Regions from separate parts of the Homo sapiens genome. Here regions 1 and 2 are each linked to region 3. Evidence: chromatin contacts called from ENCODE Hi-C data. All regions are on one chromosome and are shown on one strand. Each heading gives the region's core, a stretch centred on a gene start or an enhancer-like site at or near the end of the contact. The rest is flanking DNA. Distances are from core to core; before and after follow the strand shown.

The links. A loop is a pair of places that touch in the nucleus more often than their neighbours do. Pooled maps may share reads with other maps.
Region 1: a loop to region 3 is called in a map of naive thymus-derived CD4-positive, alpha-beta T cell, with 16 times the contacts of the local background. The contact joins two enhancer-like sites. A Hi-C loop is called at or near these places in 2 of 168 maps with a recorded cell type or tissue (B cell and naive thymus-derived CD4-positive, alpha-beta T cell), 9 of 37 single-sample maps with no recorded cell type and 16 of 50 pooled maps.
Region 2: a map of mammary epithelial cell shows a loop between it and region 3 (8-fold over the local background). The contact joins two enhancer-like sites. A Hi-C loop is called at or near these places in 1 of 168 maps with a recorded cell type or tissue (mammary epithelial cell), 3 of 37 single-sample maps with no recorded cell type and 6 of 50 pooled maps.

What each region holds. Positions count from the first base shown.
Region 1 is chrX:131,811,442-131,815,790 of GRCh38, forward strand. The region is part of intron 2 of FIRRE (firre intergenic repeating RNA element); the gene reads right to left. Among named protein-coding and RNA genes, the nearest start is that of FIRRE, 17 kb to the right of the region's middle. RefSeq lists an enhancer at 1,620-1,889. Within about 2 kb of position 1,835, at least 17 of the 41 ENCODE cell types and tissues checked have a DNase peak (open chromatin) inside an H3K27ac peak, as active enhancers do.
Region 2 is chrX:131,745,137-131,749,864 of GRCh38, forward strand. FIRRE (firre intergenic repeating RNA element) reads right to left here. Exons shown (of 10, transcript NR_152876.1): 8 at 4,170-4,322. Among named protein-coding and RNA genes, the nearest start is that of FIRRE, 83 kb to the right of the region's middle. RefSeq lists enhancers at 1,259-1,318, 1,489-1,838, 1,899-1,958, 2,069-2,258. Within about 2 kb of position 1,420, at least 18 of the 41 ENCODE cell types and tissues checked have a DNase peak (open chromatin) inside an H3K27ac peak, as active enhancers do.
Region 3 is chrX:129,601,956-129,606,761 of GRCh38, forward strand. No RefSeq gene overlaps it. Among named protein-coding and RNA genes, the nearest start is that of APLN, 51 kb to the right of the region's middle. Within about 2 kb of position 2,121, at least 20 of the 41 ENCODE cell types and tissues checked have a DNase peak (open chromatin) inside an H3K27ac peak, as active enhancers do.

The DNA of each region.
Region 1 (4,349 bases), core at 585-3,084, 2.2 Mb after region 3:
CATACGCTATTATGCAATTGGTGTTTAAAGAAAAAATACATACAGATTATAGTAATACGATAGGTCATTTTGTGTTCACTTATCTGAATTCCATATTTTCTAAATATTCTGTATTGAGTCTATTACTTTTAATTTTAAATATTTCTACTTATAAATATTTATATAAATAAAAATATTTCTATTTCTTATAAATAAATAGCTATTTTCATATTTTTAAATTATACTTTTGGATAACTAAAGTACAACTGTCAAAATGCTCATACTATAACCAAGAGAAAAAGTATAAAAGAAAAAATATGCAGGACAATGCCCAATTTTTGTAAACATGTATGTGTATATACAAATTAAAATTTATCGGCCAGGCGCACTGGCTCACACCTGTACTCCCAGCACTTTGGGAGGCCAAGGCGGGCCAATCACCTGAGGTCAGGAGTTCGAGATCAGCCTGGCCAGCATGGCGAAACTCCGTCTCTACTAAAAATATAAAAATTAGCTGGTCACGGTGGCACACGCCTGTAATCCCAGCTACTTGGGAGGCTGAGGCAGGAGAATCACTTGAACCCAGGAAGCAAGAGGTTGCAGTGAGCCGAAATTGCGTCACTGCTCTCTAGCCTGGGTGGCAGAGCAAGGCTCTGTCTCAAAAATAGAAAAAAAAGGCCGGGCACGGTGGCTCATGCCTGTAATCCCAGCACTTTGGGAGGCCGAGACGGGCAGATCATCTAAGGTCGGGAGTTTGAGACCAGCCTGACCAACATGGGGAAACCCCATCTCTACTAAAAAAAAATACGAAATTAGCCGAGTGTGGTGGCACATGCCTGTAATCCCAGCTACTAGGGAGGCTGAGGCAGGAGAATCGCTTGAACCTGGGAGGCGGAGGTTGCGGTGAGCTGAGATTGTGCCATTGCACTCCAGCCTGGGCAACAAGAGCGAAACTCCATCTCAAAAAAAAAAAATTATCAATATATTTAGGTAAATAAAGCATAAAGATGTGATCAGTGTTTGTCTCAAGACTGTGGAATGATAAATAGGGTGAACATTCCTTTCAGTGTGCCTTAGGAAGTCACGGTTCACACAGTTGTCCAACTTGGACAATAAATTATACAATTATCTAAGGAGGATACACAATGTACATTCTCTACCTAACTGCCCAATTAATTATTTAAAATGTGTTGTTTCTTTATTCATTCAAAGCATCGTGTATGTGAAAATTAAAACATGAATATATGAGGCATAAAAATATAAAAGTGTAAGAAAAGGTCATACGATAAAGTTGATAATGTTTTAACATATTAGTTCAAAACCTATGGAACAGCTTAACTCTGATGTCTTTAAATGATAATAGCTAAATATGAGTATTTATTTTGAACATCAAGTTTGAGCAACTGAAATATTTATTAGTGAGTTCTCCATCTGGAAAGACATTTAAAAAGAAGGATGCCATTTTGGTTACTTTCTAAAATATGTGAGCCAGAAAATGGAGTACGCCATAAGAGCCTGGGAAATGAGCCAGGTCAAAGACCACAACGTCTGATGGAGACAGATAGCCAAGCCTCATACAAGCTTTGGAGTTCCAGCAATATCTTTTCCTCATGCACGGACTCCTTGGGACTTGAACCTTGTATCAGAAAACTTGAAAATGGGGAAAATCCTGCATATCTAATGGTGACCGATGAGGAGATCTATGAAGCTGTAGTAGAGGAAACTGAATTACTGAAAAGAAAAGATGCCTAATGAGAGTGGGTGGTTTTAGGCTTCAGTTTGATTGTATATGGAAAGCAAAAGCAAAAGCGCAGCGGTGTGAGCAAGTTTCTTCAAACTGGGCAAGACACAAGGTAGCCATATTTCCTGGTGGCTTTGCCTGTTAGTGGTGGTTTTTTTCAGATGGAATGGGAGGGAGAAGAAGGCCTGGGGGCAGGGTTAGTTGGCTTTTCTGGGCCCATACTGCCATCGCGAGGAAGTAGTTTGACAAAAGCAAAAGCTTCGGGTTTGAACTTCCCTCCTATCTAGCAGTTAAGAAAGATGTAGCAAATTCAAAGGTTCAACAGGGCCTGACCCCAAGATGGGCCTTCTCAACTTCAACTCTTAGGCTTTCCAGGAGTTCAGTCTGGACAAAGGCAAAATCTCAGTGAAGAAGCTGCTAAGTAAGGTACCAGGACTGATGCAGGGCTTTGGTTTCCTCTCACTGTGGGCAGGACTATGGAAAAACTACAGTCTACACACAGCTTCTGGGCATTGGTCTCCTGACCCTGCCCCTTAGACCATGAGACATTTGGGCTGGCACAAGATATCCCTGTACTTTGGGGTATGGGCCCCAATGTTAGCAACGTTAGAATGTGAGGAGGGGGAAATGAATCTCATTCGAGGTGGCATCTAACAGCAGCTGGAGGTCTCAGGGACACCAAAAGTCTGGTGCCTCTGTTGCCTAGAGCAAGAAGGATCTGAGGAAAAGGAGCATGTGTCACTGTGCCAAGTCAATAAATTCCAGAACATCAATAAGAGTGCAGATATACACAACCAGAAGGCCTGGAGGTATTCTCTGAGCCCAGGAGTTAACAGCTGTAGTGGCTTTGCAGCATTTTTTTCTAGGGTCCATTGTGAAGGCATACCCACGTGGAGGGATCTGCTCTCATTTCATCTCTCTTAATGGGACAGAAATGGTTTCTTTAGCTTTCTTCTAAGGAAGATGAGGCTTTTAAGGCTCAGGATCTAACTGTTCATTAAGATTAGCAAGTATTGTTCTCTGTGCCTGCTCCTTAGCCTTTTTCTGATGAAGATTCCTTGTAGGCCTGACAAGATATCCTTCAGGGAGTTGAGTACATCAGGACCCCCAGAAAACTTGCCTCTTTAGTACCACTCTTTCGTACCAGGGATGATCTCTGTACATGATCCTTTAGAGAAAATGCTGAGCAGTCCATGAAAACAAGCATGAGTATTTTGATATTCTTTCTTCTGCTCTCTTCTAAATCTATTCCATTTGAATATTTGCATGAGTACGTGTATGTGTGACACTCATGGGTTTGTTGGTATGACTTTAGGCTTCCCCATAGTTTGCAGATCTCCTTGGGTTTTGAAATTTTTCCTTTTCCTTTTCCCTTTTATTATAAGGCCACCGCATGGGTCATTAAATATCCTTCGGATGGTTGGATTTTGTGTTACTTATAAATTTGCCCAAAGATTTTTGTTTTCTTCACCATAAAAAGTGATTTTTTAAAATTTCCATATGTAAACAGAGCAATGTATAATTTTCAGAGAAACTGATTCTTACACTGAAGGCTATTTTAAAACCTGAAAGGTATACCTTTGTTTCTTGATTTCCAATGTAAACTTTGCTTGTTACTATTTCAAACGTGGAGACATGTATAACGTTAATACTTGAGGGCATGGCCTTAAAATAATTACTCCAGGAAGGTAGACACAATGAGTATCTTCGTTAGAAGACTGCAAATTCATTCTTTAGAATTCATATATATGCACTCAACTTACAGTAGTCATACATGGAATAAGTAGAGAGAGATAGACTTTATTTTTTCCTTTGTTTTCTCTTTTTTTTTTTTTTTTTTTTTGAGACGGAGTCTTGCTTTGTCGCCCAGGCTGGAGTGCAGCGGCGGGATCTCGACTCACTGCAAGCTCCGCCTTCCAGGTTCACGCCATTCTTCTGCCTCAGCCTCCCGAGTAGCTGGGACTACAGGCACCCGCCACCATGCACAGCTAATTTTTTGTATTTTTAGTAGAGACGGGGTTTCACCATGTTAGCCAGGATAGTCTCGGTCTCCTGAACTCGTGATCTGCCTGCCTCAGCCTCCCAAAGTGCTGGGATTACAGGTGTGAGCCACCGCACTTGGCTTGTTTTCTTGTATTAGTAAACTAGGATGGTTTGATCCCAAAGAGTCAATAATTTGCTTTAACCCCTAATCAAAGAGGTGGAATATCTTTACTGATGTGGACACTGAGAATGGAATTCAGTCTTTTCAAGGACTTAAGAGGACTACCTGGTATAGCTGAAACATGTGGAGTCAATCTACTAGAGAATAGGCCCTTTGCTCCTCCCCACTCTCTGACATTGCAGAGGAAAGCTGAATGAACCTACTCATCTCTGCACTCCTGTCTCCTATGGGAATGTGACCTTGACTCTGGACAAAGAGTGTGCTCATGTGAAAGGTTAAGTGATGCACACATATTGCCCACCAAATAGTTAAACCAATTGACAATGCTTCCCACCTCACGGGAACTTGTCCAATTCTACAAATGTTCACACAAACTAGGTGTTATCAGTGGTTTCATGTTCAGTAACTTACTTAGGGATATTTTGAAGAGGTGGGGAATGGTTGAGACTTTGTCATACTGTAATT
Region 2 (4,728 bases), core at 170-2,669, 2.1 Mb after region 3:
TATAATTGGATGCATAATGTTTGAAATTTGTACAAAATCTGCAGCATCACTTTATGCTCTTTGAATATATCTACATCAATATATACTTTTGAGTGCTTTAATTTTTTTGTATTTTATTCTACAAGAACTTTAAGAAATTATAAAGCAGAAAACATATGGTAGGTCAAACATAGTGAGAAGAAATAATCACTTTTCCCTATGCACATATAATATGGACTTTTTAAAACTAATGTTCAATTTCCTCTGTAGTATAACAGGTTTTTTACTTTTTATTTTAGATATGGGTTTTCGTTGCCGGGCAGGTTAGCTCACGCCTGTAATCCCAGCACTTTGGGAGGCTGAGGCGGGCGGATCACAAGGTAAGGAGATTGAGACCATCCTGGCTAAAATGGTGAAACCCGTCTCTACTAAAAATACAAAAAATTAGCCGGGTGTGGCGGCACACGCCTGTAGTCCCACCTACTTGGGAGGCTGAGGCAGGAGAATTGCTTGAACCCAGGAGGCGGAGGTTGCAGTGAGCCCAGATCGCGCCACTGCACTCCAGCCTGGGCGACAAAGCGGGATTCTGTCTCAAAAAAAAAAAAAAGATATGGGGTTTCGCTATGTTGACCAGGCTGACCTCGAACTCCTGACCTCAAGCCATCCTCCTATCTCAGACTCCCAAAGTGCTAGGATTATAGGCATGAGGTGTCATGCCCGGCCACCCAGTAGTATAACTGTTATAAACAAGTTTTCTTCACTGATAATTTGAGCACTTTTCTAATATAATTAATTATCCATAGAAATAATGATAGGTTTAAAAGTATTGGCACTTTTTAGAACTGAGTTTGTAAAATTCATATAACATAAAATTAGCCATTAAAATGTGTGAAATTGAGTGGCATTTAGTACATTCAAGATGCCGTGCAAGCATTACCACTACATAGTGGCAAATCATTTTCATTACCACAAAACAAAACCCCGGACCCATTAAGCAGTCATTCCGCATTGGGCTCTCTCTCTGCCCAGTCCCTGACAAACACTCATCTGCTTTCCCTCACTACTGATCATAACAAGTGGCCGTTTTCAACTTCCTTCTTTCACTTAGCTTGTTTCAAATTTCATGTATTGGTTATCTATCTCTTTGATATCTACCTTTGTTGTTGTACCTGCATCCACACAATTTATCACCTTAAGGAGACAATTTTATGCCATGAAACTTGCTGGACCTGTAACTGTGTGAAGTAAATCATACCCAGATAGACTCAGTGAGGAGTGTATTTAATTTCTGAAAGAACAAGATTCCTGATGAACCTGGGTGGTTTAGGCCTCATTTTGTTTTCACACGGAGTAAAAAAAGGAAAAATTCAACAGTAAGACCAGGTTGCACCAAACTGGACAAATCTCCAGGAAGCCATGTTGGGTGGTGCCTTTGTCTCTGGGTGGCGTTTTTTTCAGCCAGGAAGGGCGGGAGAAAAGGGCGCCAAGAGAGGGCTTTCTTGAAAATATGGAGTACTACTGCCACCGTGAGGAAATCGTTTAATAACGCAATACGCCATTATAGCTTCTTTCCGGGAAGCCTGGCTGTGGGGGAAGGTCTGATCTGTGCGGTGGTGGAAGAGGTTTGGGCTCCAGGCTAGGTCTTCTTGGCTTCTCCTGGAACTCCTGAAGAGAAACCTGTACATTGGCGATATCTTGGTGTAGAACCTGGAGAGTGAGGGGCTTGCAATGAAGCAGCAGCTGCCCAGCGGTCCTGGCACAGGAAGTCGTGGGGCGGGGTCTCGGTTCCTAGTGTGGGCAGGACTGCAGGAACCCACTCAAACACAAATGGAGGCTCTTGGGGGCATCTGTCTCATGTAATTGCCCCTTGGAGCAAGAGTCAGCTGGCTTTCATGTGCTGTCATCTTGCTATGGGTCTTTGGGTCTCTGGTAGCATAAGTACCGCGCAAAATCAACAAAGGTATTCAAAGGGAAGTTTACAGGATTTGCTATTAGAACCTTCACTCTCCAGGTTCTATACCAAAATATCGCCAATGTCCATGTCTCTTTTAAGGCCTTAGACAAGAAGGCAAGGACTCCCAGCCTGGAGCCCAAGCCTCTTCCACTTCCCCACAGACCAGTCCTTCCCCAACAGGTAGTCCTCAGAGAACGCTGTAATAATGGCGTAGGGATTCACTAAACGACTTCCTCGCGATGGCAGTAGTGCTCCAGATATGCCAAGAAGCCCTGTCTTTGAGCCAAGGTCTTCCGCCCTTCCTGTCTGAGAAAACGCCACCTATAGACAAATCACAACCAAACGTGGATGCCTTCTATTTTGCCCAGTTGGTAGTCAGCTGGTCTTACTGCTGCACTTTTTCTTTTTGTTTTGCGCTTGAAATCAAACCAAGGCCTAAACCACCTGCCTCCATCAGGAATCTTGATCTTTCAAAAATGAAATCTCCTCCTGACCTAGTCTGTGTAGGTTTGATTTACTTCAGAGTTACAGGACCAGTAATTTCCGTGGCATCAAACTGTCTCTTTCAGGGGATAAATTCGGTGGATGGACATACAAAAAGAAAAGGGCTTAAAGCTTGGAAAAGATCTTTCCAGTAAACAATTAAAAAATCCCAGGGGGAAGGGTGCGGTGGCTCACGCCTGTAATTACGGCACTTTAGGAGGCCAAAGCGGGCAGATTGACTGAGGTCAGGAGTTGGAGACCAGCCTGGCCTACGTGGTGAAACTCCGTTTCTACTAAAAATGCAAAAATTAGCTGGGGGTGGTGGCGGGCGTCTGTAATCTCAGCTACTCAAGAGTCTCAGGTAGGAGAATTGTTTGAACCCAGGAGACAGAGGTTGCAGTGAGCCGAGATTGTGCCACTGCGCTCCAGCCTGGGCGACAGAGCAAGACTCGGTCTCAAAAAAAAAAAAAAAAAAAAAAATCCCAGGGATCTTGGACCTGGCTCCCTGATCAGACATCCAGGGAGTTCTTCGTATTCTAAGAGCCTTCTGTAGTGCATTGTAGGCAACAATTTCGCATGAGCCATTAGAGGAGAAACCAGGTTACGCACATTACCACATGCCATATATATTCCAAATGACATGATACTCATAGTACATATGTTTAATTCCTGTCAAGGTGGCTCAGAGTTTCATCTCATGGTCTCATCATTTAACATCAAAACACAGCATGTCACCATGCCATTACATATTCTTCAAATATTTCCTGAGAATTTATGGGGTGTGTGTGTTCGTGTTTGTGTTTGTGTGTGTCTCTGAAAGTTTTATAATTTGTCTTTTAGGTATAAGGATTACAGTACTCTCCAACTAGTAAATTGAAGCATAATGCTTGACAAAGATTAAGAAAAATCCATGTATTAATAATGAAGAAAACTGCTACCATACAACTTGTCAAGGCAACTCATGAACTTTTGGATTATTTCCATGCATATCTTTCAATATGTACATACACTGTTAATTTCATGCAAAAAATAAATGTGTTAAAAGTGGATTACTGTGCACACTGTGGTGTGGATAAGACCAAGTGTGTATTTTACCGAATCTTTCAGATGTGTGAATTCATTTGAATGTCAACCGTACTAAGTTTATATGTCAACATGTCACGCCTTCAATATAAATAAAGGTAAATCTTAAAATAGGGCCTCAGGAATATTGCCTTAGAAAAGTAGACACTATCGCCGGGCGTAGTGGCTCACGCCTGTAATCCCAGCACTTTGGGAGGCCGAGGCGGGTAGATCACAAGGTCAGGAGATCAAGACCATTCTGGCTAACACGGTGAAACCCTGTCTCTACTAAAAATACAAAAAAAAAAAAAAATTAGTGGGGCATGGTGGCGGGCGCCTGTAGTCCCAGCTACTTGGGAGGCTGAGGCAGGAGAATGGCGTGAACCCGGGAGGGAGCTTGCAGTGAGCCGAGATTGTACCACTGCACTCCAGCCTGGGCGACAGAGCGAGACACTGCCTCAAAAAAAAAAAAAAAGAAAGAAAGAAAGAAAGAAAAGTAGACACTATCAGCTTTTTGTCTGAATGTTTACAGATACATCCCTACATGTTTCAATAAAAAGGCCATGAAGAGACAAAGACACCAGAAACTATGACTACCTAACATTTCGCTCAATTTGTGTAAACATATTCCACTCTTAGCCATTTGCTTTTGGTTTCCATTGGATATTAAACTGAGAGGTTATCCACTCACCCTCATAAAGTATCTCCTCTCTTTAAGAACTCAGTTTCTGCACAACCAAGTCTTCCCATTTCTACTCTTTTTCACTCAGCATCGTATCTGCAGTATTTTATTATGATGTCAAAGAGTCTTCTTGTATTGGGAACAGACCTTAGTGATCCATGCCTAAGGAGAGAAGAGAAAAAAAGCTTACCCTTAAGGTCTTGGAGAAGAGCAAATCTAGGCACCAGGCCATGTGGTTCTTGTCCTGACTGCCTACCCAGGTTCCCTAGCAGTTCTACTCCATATCTGACCTAGGCAGTAGGCCTTACATGTTGAGGGGGAGGCCGATATGTAGTGGAGCTCTAACATAAGGGTACGGATAGCTCTCCAGCCTGACAAGACCCACACAGCCCTATTTGAATGGACACAAATACACAAATGACTATAAATGCTAATCAGATAGATAACAGGATTTTGTCTCATGGTTTCATTATTTAACATTGGAACAGAAATATTTTCCAGTGTCTTTAAAAGGCTGTGACTTACGACTGTGTCCTGTGACTTTGTTTTGTATGTGTCTTATTGTTTT
Region 3 (4,806 bases), core at 871-3,370:
TAAGATGAGGTTATACTGGGAGTAGGGTGGGCCCTAATCTAATATAACTGGTTTCCTTATAAAAAAGGGAAATTTGGACAGAGACACACACACAGGGAGAACACTGTGTAAAGGCAAAGGCAGGGATCAGGGTGATGCATCTCTAAGCCAAAGAATGCCAAAAATTGCCAGCAAACCATCAGAAGCTCAGGATGGGCATGAGACAGATTCTCTTTCACAGCCCTCAGAAGGAACCAACCCTGCTGACCTCGATTTCACACTCTGGCCTCCAGATCTGTGAGACAACATGTTTCTAAGCCTCCCACTGTGGTACTTTGTTACTGCAGCCCTGGGAAACTAATACAAGGATTTTGGAGCCATGGAATAGTGGTAAAATCGTAATAGAATTTCTTCACTCACTTCTAGGACTGTTGGACCTGATACGTGGGGGTGATGGCTGAAGGATAGAAGTTTCCTCCTCTACCATTCTATCATCCCCTCCACAATCACATTTCTCATTTCTTTTCTTTTTTTTTTTTTTCTCTCTTTTTTTTTTTTTGAGACAGAATTTCGCTCCTGTTGCCCAGGCTGGAGTGCAGTGGCGCGATCTCGGCTCACTGCAACCTCTGCCTCCCAGGTTCAAGTGATTCTCCTGCCTCAGCCTCCTTAGTAGCTGGGATTACAGGCACATGCCACCACGCCCGACTAATTTTTCATATTTTTAGTAGAGACAGGGTTTCACCATGTTGGTCAGCTGGTCTCGAACTCCTGACGTCAGGTGATCCACCCACCTCGGCTTCCCAAAGTGCTGAGATTACAGGTATGAGCCACATTTCTTGAACGAGTTGTCTCCACTTGTTGTCCCCACTTTCTTACCTCCACTCACCCCTCAACCCTTTCTAGCCCATTCCTCTGACATGATTCTCACCAAGGTCACCAGCAACCTCCATGCTGCCAAAACCAAAGGTCGTTTCTCAGTCCTCACCTAACCCAACCTCTCAGCAGCATTCCACCCCTTCTTCAGGAACACTCCCTTCACCGGGGTGCAGGAACTCCACACTCTTCCCAGAGTTCCTGCTGCCTCACCAACCACTCCATCTCCATCTCCATTGCAGGCTCCTCTACTTTCTTGGCCCCGCCACTAGATGATGGCATGTGCTGAGGTTTAGGCTTGGGTCACTTCTCTTCTTACTCTATACTCTCTCTCTCGCTCCATAAACCCCACTCACTCCTCTGTCTGCAGCTGTCTCCAAACTCTATCTGAAGCAGTCTGTTGCTGCCACCATACACTTCAGACTTGTTTACAGTGGCATTACATCCTATTCAGGTTTACATCCTTTTTTTTTTTTTTTTTTTTTTGAGACAGAGTCTCGATCTGTCACCCAGGCTGGAGTGCAGCTGCATGATCTCAGCTCACTGCAACCTCCACCTCCCGGGTTCAAGCGATTCCCCTGCCTCAGCCTCCCGAGTAGCTGGGATTACAGGCGTGCGCCACCACGCTTGGCTAATTTTTGTATTTTTAATAGAGATGGGGTTTCACCATGTTGGTCAGGCTGGTCTCGAACTCCTGACCTTGTGATCTGCCCGTCTTGGCCTCCCAAAGTGCTGGGATTACAGGCGTGAGCCACTGCGCCTGGCCAACCATGCTCATTTGTTTATATATTGTCTATACTTGCTTTGGGGCTGCAACAGCAGAGTTGAGTGGTTGCTACAGAGACTGTATGGTCTGCAGAGTCTAAAATACTTACTATCTGACCCTTTACAGAAAGTTTGCCAAACTTTGATCTAGACCAAGCTTGTCCAACCAGTGGCCCGTGGGCTGCATGCGACCCAGGACAGCTTTGCAGGCAGCCCAACACAAATTCATAAAATTTCTTAAAACATTATGAGATGTTTTTGTGATTTGATTTTTTCTTTCTTTTTTTTTCTTTAGCTTTTCAGCTATCGTTAGTGTATTTTATGTGTGGCCCAGGGAAGCCAAAAGATTGGACAGCCCTGATCTACACTGTGGTCTCAGCCTTCACCACTGAAGGCTTGGGGTCCCTTAACATAGTCAGACAGCCAGATGGGAAGGGCTCCCTGGCAGAACCTCCCACGGCCTGCGCACTGGGAAGAATGCGAAGTGGGGTGGAGCCACATAAGTTCCTGTCATTTGCAGCCGGGAGGCGCCAGGCCCCTCCTCTTCCTGGGTGGAACCTGAGATTCAGCAAGCGGAGACAACTCTTTCAAGAAATGTGGCTCACGGCCGTGATCCCAGCACTTTGGGAGGCTGAGGCGGGTGGATCACCTGAGGTCAGGAGTTCGAGACCAGACTGGCCAACATGGTGAAACCCCGTCTCTACTAAAAATACAAAAAATTAGCCGGGCGTGGTGGCGTGCACCTGTAATCCAGCTACTCCTCAGGGGATATAGTAAAGACTAATGACCAAAACTCGAGAGAAAGGAGGGGGCTTGCCATTCCTAGGGCATGGCTCACCATCTGCTGCCAGAGGACATTGGAAGTCAAAGGGAGGCACCAGCAGTGGGTCAGTGACAGCTTCAGCCTCTGCACTACATCCTGAGGTGTCCCCAGTCCTCATAGCACATGCCTGCAGTCTGAAGACAAGAGAGGGAGCTGAGTTTCCTGAGCCAGGCTCCTGTTCAGTCACCCCAGACCAGCTTCAAGCTCTGGCCCACAAAGTCATCTGGGGTCTGGTTGTCTCTCAGCTCCCCTCCTTGGGACATGGATCCTCACCTCTTGCCATACACAGGCTCCAGTGTGGAAGGGATACAGGATGGGGCATTTGGGGGTTCTTTCTGACTGGCTGTGACCCCAGAGAGGGAGGTGTCATGCTGGAGAGTTGGACAGCCACCCTCTATGGCGACCAGCCCTACCACCCGGCCTGGAAACATGCCCACTGTGGGGAACCCAATTGTGAGATTCCCCTCTGCCTCACCCCAGTTTTCTGGGCGGAGATGTCCACAGGCAAGTGTGGGCGGGTCCTCTGGCACATTAAGCTTTATCTGTAGGCTGGTACCTATGAAATCTGGAAGGCTGGGGATTTCGGAATCTCTGACCCATTCAACCTGGAGCATCTTGCTGAGTCCCACCAAGAATGGAGACCTCAGGGCCTAGTTGTTTGATTTGCGAAATGTCATTTTAGGCCACCTCCTTACCAGCGGGTCCACTGCACAAATGTCTTGCTCAGATCCTTAAGAGCTGAGGAGTGCCAACAGCACTCCTGACGGATGGGTGGCCAGCAGCAGAGGCAGGAGCCCTGTGCCCTGCCAGGGGAGAATCAGGAATGAAAAGCTTTCCCAGTGCTGGCTGGGCGCGGTGGTTTACGCCTGTAATCCCAGCACTTTGGGAGGCCGAGCTGGGTGGATTATGAGGTCAGGAGATCAAGACCATCCTGGCTAACATGGTGAAACGCTGTCTCTACTAAAAATACAAAAAATTACCTGGGCGTGGTGGCACGCGCCTATAGTCCCAGCTAGTTGGGAGGCTGAGGCAGAAGAATCGCTTGAACCCAGGAGGCAAAGGTTGCAGTGAGCCCAGATCGTGCCACTGCACTCCAGCCTGGGTGACAGAGCGAGACTCTGTCTAAAACAAACAAACAAACAAAAAACAACTTTCCCAGTGCTTACAAATCCATCTTCCATCTCACCTCGGCCTGCAGTGTGCTGTGTGACCACTAAGAGGCACTGTGAGGTCACAAGAAGCTTGGAGAAGCGCGGCCACCATTTCAGTCCCAGCCTCCGGGAAGTGAGAAAACCCCTAGGGAAAGGTGCAGGATTCTGGGACTCTTTGGGACATCCCTCCCTGGCAGAAAGGATCTATTCTAGTCAGCAGTGGGGACCTGGGCTGGGCACCTCATGCTGGCCGTTGCGAAGGGTGGTGCAAAGAGGAAAAGAACAGAGACCTAAAGGGGCCCTAATTCATCCCAGGCACCGGCCACTGGCAGATGACTGGCCCAAACAAGCCCGGAGGGCCACACTGCAGAACCAAGCAGGAGGCGGAGCCGAGCAGGGAAGGCGGGACCCTGGAGGACGTCTTGGCTCCTGGCTTCGCGGGTTCTTTGGGATGTTTTAGGAAGGACTCTTGACCTCCAGATGTGTGGTGGTTGGAGGTATGGGATGCAGTGGAGGACCCAACACGGAACAAACGGGAGACTGGGTGTTGTTTTGACACCTCCCTTTCATGTTCTCACGTCCATGTCATCGCCAAGTTCTTTCATTTCTACCTCCTGAATATCCCTGGAATTTTTCCCCTTTGACCCAAATCTGCTCCCTCCACCCTTGTCTAAGCCACCATCATCTCTCCTTGATGTCTCCAAGATACGGTTGCCGCATAAAATACAGGACACCCAGTTAAATTTGAATTTCACATAAACACAGAATAATTTTTAGTACATCTTGTACAATACTTGGGATGTACTTATACTAAAAAACCATTGTCTATTATCTGAAATTCCCATTTAACTGGGTATCCGGGGTTTGGTTTTGTTTCACTCTTTTGTTTTGTTTCTAAATCTGGCAACTCGACCAAGAGTTTTCCCAGCCCTGTGCCTCTTCAAGGCTTTCTCTACAGAGCAGCCAGAATGAACATACAGAAATTCAAATCTACCCAGGTCACTGCCTTGCTTAAAACCCTGACCACCTCCCAGCTCTCAACTCCATCTTCCACTGTTTCCCTAAGCCCACAGCATGCCCCCAGCAAACCAAATACACTGTTGCCTCTTAAATGTGCCCCACATCCTTCTACACACTCCCATCCCTGTCCAGCCACCTAAAGAATTCAAACATGGTTATCAAACTCAACTACCACCCCTTTTTGTCAGGCTCTTC